2 separate regions of the Mus musculus genome follow, and region 2 is linked to region 1. Evidence: chromatin contacts called from ENCODE Hi-C or POLR2A ChIA-PET data. All regions are on one chromosome and are shown on one strand. The core of a region is the stretch at or near the end of the contact, and the rest is flanking DNA. Distances in the headings are between cores, read along the strand shown. Region 1 holds the start of Eif1 (eukaryotic translation initiation factor 1). Region 2 holds the start of P3h4 (prolyl 3-hydroxylase family member 4 (non-enzymatic)).

Evidence for each region. Hi-C counts contacts between places; a loop is a spot of excess contacts on that map. ChIA-PET counts read pairs that join two places held with the same protein, here RNA polymerase II (POLR2A).
Region 2: POLR2A ChIA-PET joins it to region 1 with 19 read pairs in embryonic stem cell. The contact joins the promoter of P3h4 here to the promoter of Eif1 in region 1. A Hi-C loop is called at or near these places in 1 of 37 maps with a recorded cell type or tissue (heart). POLR2A ChIA-PET finds 5 or more read pairs at or near these places in 4 of 5 experiments (Patski and embryonic stem cell).

The regions. Positions count from the first base shown.
Region 1 is chr11:100,317,502-100,321,768 of GRCm38, reverse strand. Eif1 (eukaryotic translation initiation factor 1) reads right to left here and starts at 1,820. Exons shown (of 4, transcript NM_011508.2): 1 at 1,609-1,820; 2 at 940-1,103; 3 at 720-821; 4 at 1-452. The coding sequence starts at 1,639. The coding sequence ends at 408.
Region 2 is chr11:100,412,728-100,416,994 of GRCm38, reverse strand. P3h4 (prolyl 3-hydroxylase family member 4 (non-enzymatic)) reads left to right here and starts at 2,279. Exons shown (of 8, transcript NM_176830.3): 1 at 2,279-2,818; 2 at 2,916-3,068; 3 at 3,215-3,386; 4 at 4,166-4,267. The coding sequence starts at 2,339. It overlaps Fkbp10 (FK506 binding protein 10), which reads right to left and starts at 1,301. Exons shown (of 10, transcript NM_010221.2): 1 at 970-1,301. The coding sequence starts at 1,211.

The DNA.
Region 1 (4,267 bases), core at 571-3,070:
CCCTCTAGTGACATAGCTGGGGCAGTGTTACCCATTCTGTTCAAGTGGTGACACTCTCCTAGGGCAGGGGACTCTGTCCAGGGAGCCCCAAGGAGCCTCTGGTCAGACATAGCCTCCTGTGATCTTGGGGTTCTTGGCTTGGCTGAAACCTTGTCATTGCTTTGTTCCAGGGTGGACACTGCCAGGGCTTACTGCTCAACCTGTTTAAATGAGGGACTTCAAGACTACACAGCATGGCTCTTTTCAGTTTATTGCATGAAGGAGTTACACTAGTCCAAGTTAAAAGCGGACCCCAAATGATTACATTATACAAGCTGTGAGGTTTTTAAACTTGTGACAAGGGACAGAAGGGAAATTCTACTCATTGCAAGGAAATCCTCACTTAAGCTTCAGAGAGCCACAAGCACTTAAAACCCATGAACCTTCAGCTGATCGTCCTTAGCCAGCCCAATCTGCAAAAAGAGGACAAGGGAGAGGGACAGGTTACATGACGTCAACAGATTCTCCCATATACACCTTGCAAGGAGTCCCAATAAAGAAGAGTACTTCAGTCTATCCCAGTAGACACAATGGTTCAATTGACCACTGTTACTAAAACTTCCCTATGCCACCCCCAAGTACTGTTTGAAAGTGGGAATGTCTACATGTATTTAAAAGCTCAACTGTAAGGATTAGAAATTCAGGAAACCCATAATGCATTGAGGGCGGCCTAAACTCACCTCTATCAGGAACTGGCATATGTTCTTGCGCTGGTCACCCTGTAGCTGAATTACTTCTCCATATTCTGGATGCTCAATTACAGTACCATTGCAGGCAAATTTCTGCAAGGACAAAAGGATGCAGCATCTAAGAGGCCATGCCATCAACACGGACTCCCTTGACGTTTGCACCCTCTCCCTTGGTAGACCATACAACGTGCTCTCTCCACAGCAGACCCACCTTCTTAAACGCCTTCACTAGTTTCTTTTTATCGTAATCATCAGCGATCCCTTGGACAGTGGTAAGGGTCTTCCTGCCGTTTCTCTGTTGAATTCTTATATGGATATAATCCTCAGTGCCAGCAGGAAGCAGGTCATCACCCTTACTTGCATCAGCAAAGGGGTCTGTGAAGAAATAATCCGGAGGTGTCCTTTGTTGTCCCTCCGGGAACTGGCCAGTACTAGAGCTAGCTTTCTGCTCTAGGCCAGCCCTCCCGCCAAGGCTGATCACGTGCTGGAGAGACCTAGTGGGCAGGCAGCGCCCCACCCGGCTGATGCAACCTACCGGAAGCCAGGCTCCCGAGGCGGGGCCTTCCCTCCCAGCTCCGAGACAACGACGGTGACGTAGAGGACATGACGCAGGGGTGGCGGGAGGGGGCGGGTGTGGCTCGCCGAGAGGCAGGAGCCATTAGTAAATGCGCCACCCGAGACGCCGGGCCCGCCCAAGGGCTCACCTCCCACCCGTTTCTTCCGGGCACCCTCAGAGGTCGACCCTGGGCGCAGATCTCGGTTCCACGGGCATCACCACCCCTCCAGCCCGAGCTAAGATGGGCTCGCCGCGCTCGGCGGCTCTCCGAGCTCCGACCCCGCCACCCCCCCCCCAGGCCCGCGCGACCTTCCCCAGGCTCACCGAAAGAGTGGAGGTTCTGGATAGCGGACATACGATACGATTCCTTTTCCTCGGTGGAAACGGCCTGCGGAAGGCGGCTGCGGGAGAAGGCGGGCGGGGGGGACGGAGCGTCGGGAAGCGAGGGGGCTCGAGGGGGAGGCAGCTGAGTCCTCGGCGGCGGCTCAGTGACTGGGGCGGAGGGGCGGCGCCTGTATTCACTTATATAGCCGCCCCTGTGACGCCAGCGCGCTGCCCTCACGTCTCGGCCCCACCCATGGAGTCAAGCTCCCGGACGCCCGAGCGCTGCGGCTTCCTATTGGTCGGGGGGCGGAGTCAAGGCTTGACGCGTGCGCACTGGGTTTGGCCTGGAAAGGATGTTCTGTTGACTCAGGGAGGGGCGAGAGGGGGGAGGGAAAGCTTGGTCCGCCTGCGCGCTTGCGCAGTGGGCATGGTAGTTGTCTGAGCGGCCGCGAAAACTGGCGGAGGTTTCGAGCGCGCCTGCGCCTACCGCACGTTCTACCATCTTGACCCTGTTGGGGTCCTGGCACTAGCTCTGAGATGGGTCTTAGGGTGAGGATCGATTTGCTTTAAAGGGTAATTACGTGCGGGTCCTCCAAAATTCGACTGATCCAGCCACCCATCAACCTACCCTTCTCTGCACGTATTCACAGATATAGCCATTTAATCAGCATAAAATAACGTGATCAAAATTTGGACCTTATATAGGGTATCATTTGGATTAGCATGTTTTAAAATTGGTAACCAAAAATTATTATTTAGATTAATTCTTCTAAGGAAGGAAGTAGTCCCTTAGGTAGGAGTGGGGACCCCAGGAAAAAAATGTCCAAGCCTCACAGGATGCCTTTTGTCCTACAAGCCTGTGTGTGAGGTAAAGCCTTTGTAGAGTCTAGGTGAATATTTTTTTCAAAGCAGTTAACCTTTCTTTTTGTTTTTTCAAGACAGGGTTTTGGCTGTGCTGGAACTCTATAGACCAGGCTGGCCACATGGGGTCTGCTTTTGCCCCATGAGTGGTGGGATTAAAGGCAAGTGCCACCGCGCACACCTTTAATCCCAGCACTTGGGAAGCAGAGACAGGCGGATTTCCGAGTTCGAGGCTAGCCTGGTCTACAGAGTGAGTTCCAGGACAGCCAAGGTATACAGAGAAACCCTGTCTCGAAAAACCGAAAAAAAAAAAAAAAAAAAAAAAGAGACAGCCAAGTGTGATGTAACTGGGTTTGTGGGGGCCAATAGGAGAACCAGAGGCTGATAACTACTGTGTCAGACTTTATTCAAATGCTCCCCAAAGAGTGGGTGCTTTATATAAAATCTCTTAACTTAAAAATACTGCCAACTTCTAGGTATGGTGGTACATCCCAGCTCTCAGGAGAAGGAAGCCAGAGGAAAAAGTTCAAGGTCAAGTGAATTCAGTACTAGACTGGCTACTGTCTCTGAAGAACCAGAAAAATAGGCCGGGTGTGGTGGGGCACGCCTTTGATCTTAGCACTTGTGAGGCAGAGGCTGGCAGATAGATGCCTGCGAGTTTGAGACCCAGCAGATCTATACAATGAGACTTTCAAAACAAGAAACTGCTGGATGGTGGCACACACCTTTAATCCCAGCACTTGGGATGCAGAGGAAGGTGGATTTCTGAGTTAGAGGCCAGCCTGGTCTACAAAGTGAGTTCCAGGACAGCCAGGGCTATCTATACAGAGAAACACTGTCTCGAAAAAAAAAAAAAAACAAACAAAAAACCAAAAGGCCCAAAACAAATACAACAGAGAAAAAAAATGCCAAAAAGCACCACACAATTCCAACAAAAACTTGCAAGCTTAGTCAGGTGTGGTGGCACACGCCTTTAGTCCCAGCACTCAGGAGGCAGAGGTAGGCAGATCTCTGAGTTCAAGGCCAGCCTAGTTTATAGAACAAGTCCCAGGACAACCAGGGCTGTTTGTTACCACAGAGAAACACTGTCTCTTAAAGCAAACAAACCAAACTAAACTAAAACAGCAACAGTAAAAACTTGTGTGCTGGCCTCGTGAACAGTCAGTTTATGCACAGGTCATCAGTCTCCCTGACCTCCTGGACAGGCAGAAAATAAACAGACTAATAATACTGGGTCGAGAGAGGTGCTGGGGAAAGAATTGAGCTGGTGTGACAAGTGCCACAGACCCAGGCTGCTCCTTCAGATGAGCTGGTTAGATAAGACCGGTAAGGCGGTGGCATCGTGGCCTGAGTTTATAAGATGCTGTGGAGCAGGGCAGAAACTCATCAAACAGAACATTCCCCAGGGAGGAAAAGGTGGACATGAAAGGATTTTATTGAGGGGGGGGGTGTCCTGGGGATTGAGTCCAAGGGTCATGCTGGGCAAGTAGTCCTGAGAGGTGTTTTGTTTTGTTTTGTTTTGTTTTGTTTTGTTTTGTTTTGAAGATGCACTCATTTTTTTCAGGGCTGGAGAGATGACTGACTGTCTGCTCTTTGAGAGAATCTGAGTTCTAATCCCATGCCTCACATGGTGGTTCCTAGCGAGCAGTAACTCTGGCCCCAGGAGGTCTGACCTTCTTCTGGCCTGCACTGTATGCTTGTGACGTGCAGACACACACACACACACACACACACACACACACACACACACACACACACACGAAAAACACCTATATACATAAAAATAAAAGTAAGAAGT
Region 2 (4,267 bases), core at 1,030-3,529, 95 kb before region 1:
CAGGGCCTTACAAATATGGAGATGGCATTCTTATCCACTGTACCAAAAAATCTCCCTCCAGAGTCATGACCACTAATTGCCTGTGGGCTGAACTGTCTATTTCAGAGAGGAGACCGAAAGGCAACTTGTCTTTGTGGTGTAGAGTTTCAAGTGTGATAGGGCCTGAAGTATACCTTGTAGCCTGGAAAGAGGCTGCCACACAGCTCTGATCTGCCCCCCAAAACCAACGGGTATCTGTCTGGCCGACCAAGGTCCTGGATCAGAATGGAAGATGCTGGTCCCGTCAAGCCAAGGCTGGCATTGGAGCGTGGTGTTGGCTGCTAAAGCTAAGATGGAGGAACTGAGTTCCCAGAGGCTTGGAGAAGGAGGCACTAAGAGTCCCCAGGATGGCATGTCAGACTTTGTGACACGTGGACAGTTTGGTCACGGCACCAGCTATGGTCTACCCCCAAATTATAATGCCCACTCTGCTTAAGACCCTCCCTAGCTGCTCTAGGGCCCTACACCCTCAAGGAAATGTTATTTCTCCAGTCTCCAACCACAAAGGCATAGAAAACTGGAGAGAGAAATAGACAGGGAGCCAGAGTGTGTGCAAAGGGAGGCGGCACCAGGCAGACCATCCATCCACTCACTTCAGGGTTTACGTGTAGTAGGCACAGTCTCTTTGCCCTCTAAGATTGCGTGCCAGGGTACCATTTGTGTTTAAGTTATGGTAAGTATATGTGGCGCTTCACCTGAGCATCAAATATTCCAGGGGGCTAGGAGGGGGTCGTGGGCGGGGGCGGGAATATTTTAGGAATTGAAAATTTGGTATTGAAGATAGGAGGCATCCTTTGAGGTGCTCTCCCCAGGATGCTGTTTGTGGCAAAGGATTATGAAAGCACTACAGGAATGCAAACCTTAGAAGGGGCAACATTCTCTGGAAGCTCAGGAAAGTGGTGCTGAGTCCGGGAGTGCCCAAGCTCTTACCTGGAGTCAAACTTTTTCCCGTCTTCGAAAGTGCCATTGTAGTGGTAACGCACAAAATCCCCCATCTGCACTTCTCGGGGACAGGCCCGAGGGATGTGGTATCTCTCGATGACCACATCTTCCAAGGGGGCTCCGGCCGGGCTGGCACGGCCCAGTCCCCTCTCCAAGGTCTGTAGAAGCAACAGCAACGGCAGTATGCGGAGCCGATGGAGGGTGTGGCTGGAGGACCCCACAAGGAACATGGTGCCCAGACCAGGGACGCCGGCAGTGAGAGCGGACGCCAGCCGCTAGCCTCCTTCCCCCTCCTCTCAGAGCTGACTCCCCCCCTTCCTGTCCTCTCTCCCCACCCCGCCCTGGCGGGTCCACGTGGAATGGGGGCTGGGGAGAATGAGCTGGCCGGGCAGGGTGATGTTTTATGGTGAACTAGGAGGTGGGGGCCAGGTTGAGAGTCTCTGGAGTCCAAGGAATTTGCCACAAAGATCTCTGAGTCTCCCTCCCCCAAAACTCCATCCGGGACTGAGACCCGGGGCCTGGCCCAGAGGGAGGTTCGGGAAAGATGAGAAGTTGGAGTGGACTTCCAAAATGAAAAAGTTTTTTCCAGAGTCTCTGGGTCCTAAAGCCTGTTGGAGGAATCTCTAGCTTTCCCTGGCACCCCAAATCTAGGCCCCTTCTGGTGCAGGTGAGGCTGTAATCTGAGGGCTATTTCAGTTCTACACACACACACACACACACACACACACACACACACACCCGCCCCAACTCTCCTCCCGCGAAAGGTTAGAGGAAAGGGGGGTTAGGGAGAATGTTCTCTAGGTGAAAGGTTGTTTTGTCCTGCAAAAGCCTGGCTGCACTGAAGACACAGGAATCTTGCTCCGGCGGGAGGCTGATGGTGTCAGTGCTAGGTGTGCGGGGTAACAAGAGGTGTGTACGCCTCGACGTCAGCGCGGGTGTTTACCGGGCCACCTAGGGGGAGCAGAGGAGACTCGAGGAGAAAAAGACCAGATTATGTGACTTCGTCCACTTTGCCTACGCAAAGGACAGAGGTGGCACTTAAGGGGGGGGGGGGGGACGACACTGCTGTGGGGAGGGGCTTTCTGGGCGTGAAACGTAGCCCCACCCACCCGTGTCTGCCAGGGAGGGCCAGTGGTGGTGTAAGCATTGCTAGTGGTCGAGGGCCAGCCCACGTAGTGGACTCGAGCGTCAACTGACGGTCCTAGAGAGGCATTCCAGCCTCCCGGCTCTAGCCTAGGGCCCGGCGCTAAGACCCAGCAGGAGCTCCGGGGGTTGGGGGTGGGCTGGGCTGGAGCCCGAGCTGGCTGGAGCCCGACGGTCGCCGGCTGCTCCGTAAGCCTCCGGGCGCGGTGCGGGCATGGCTCGCGGGGCGTGGGGGCTGCTGTGGCTGCTGCTGGGCAGCGCCGGGGCCCAGTACGAGAAATACAGCTTCCGAGGATTCCCTCCGGAGGACCTGATGCCACTGGCCACGGCCTACGGCCACGCTCTGGAGCAATACGAAGGCGAAAGCTGGCGCGAGAGCGCGCGCTACCTGGAGGCGGCGCTGCGGCTGCACCGGCTGCTGCGCGACAGCGAGGCCTTCTGCCACGCCAACTGTAGTGGCCCCGCCACCTCTCAGCCTCGGCCCGCGTCCGGCCCGGACGGCGACCACGACGGCGATGGCGAGGACTGGGCTCGCGAGCTGCGGCTCTTCGGTCACGTCCTGGAGCGCGCCGCCTGCCTGCGGCGCTGCAAGAAGACGCTGCCCGCCTTTCAAGTCCCTTACCCACCGCGGCAGCTGCTGCGCGACTTCCAGAGCCGCCTGCCCTATCAGTACCTGCACTACGCGCACTTCAAGGTGGGCGCGGCCGGGGCCGCCGTCGAGTTTCCCTAGAACGTGAGGCCCGCGGTGCGTCCGAGGCCCCCACTGACCCACTCCCCACGCTCCTCACCAGGCGAACCGACTGGAGAAGGCGGTGGCTGCGGCCTACACCTTCCTCCAGAGGAACCCCAAGCACGAGCTGACCGCCAAGTATCTCAACTACTACAGGGGGATGCTGGATATTGGAGATGAGTCCCTCACCGACCTGGAGGCCCAGCCCTACGAGGTGTGGAGAGAGTGGGAGGGATGGCTAGCCTTGGTACACCTTCCTACAACCTCTTCACCCAACACACACACACACACACACACACACACACACACCTTATGAGCCTTCGGGGTCTTCTTGACTACCCCCGCCATGCACCTCTCCAGGCTGTGTTCCTCCGGGCTGTGAAACTTTACAACAGCGGGGACTTTCGCAGCAGCACAGAAGACATGGAGCGGGCCCTGGCTGAATATATGACGGTCTTTGCTCGGTGTCTAGCTGGCTGTGAGGGGGCCCACGAGCAGGTAGACTTCAAGGACTTCTACCCAGCGATAGCAGGTATATACCATTCAGACCACTGTGAGGTATCCCTCACCCACAGTGCCCTGGCTTCCCAGGCCTTCTAAGGCCTCTTAATGCGTGGCTATGTCCGGTGACCGCATTCAACAGGTCTAGCAAAGTGCTCCAAAGCTACACACGAGTCAGGCCTTTTCTGTCTCCAGTCTGATGAGAGAAATGCTGGTATACATAGCAAATTCTGGGTCAGCTATATAGAGAAATAGATTGCCTCAAAAAACAAAAGAACAGGGCACGGTGGCACAGGCCTTTAATCCCAGCACTCAGGAGGCAGAAGTAGACTGATCTCTGTGAGTCCAATGCCAGCCTGGTCTACAGAGTGAGTTCCTGGGCAACTGAAGCTTTATAGACCTTGTCTCGAACAACAACGGAGATGAGGAATTGACTCCAGGCAGGTGTGTGCAGAAAGCAGGGCTGGGTGGAGGAACCACAGCTAGTCTTTGGATCCGTGACCACAAGGCCCTTCAAGGGAGGTAGCGGTGAGGCAGAAAGAACTATTATCAGGACCCCTATTCTCCCAGAACACACACTCTCTCTCTCTCTCTGTCTCTCTCTCTCTCTCTCATGTCAGACAGGGATTCGGTTACGGGGCAGTAGGAAACAAGTGCTTCTTTGCCTGCACAATATACTGTGTGACAAGCATTTCATACATGTTAACCCAGGAACTCTGGACAAGGAAAGCAGGCTCCATAGCAGATCTTGGTCTCCACCAGGGATCAGGGTTAGCACACATCGCTTCCTAACGGCTGCATCCTTCCTAGATCTCTTCGCAGAATCCCTGCAGTGCAAGGTGGACTGTGAGACCAATCTCACCCCCAACGTAGGTGGCTTCTTTGTGGACAAGTTTGTGGCCACCATGTATC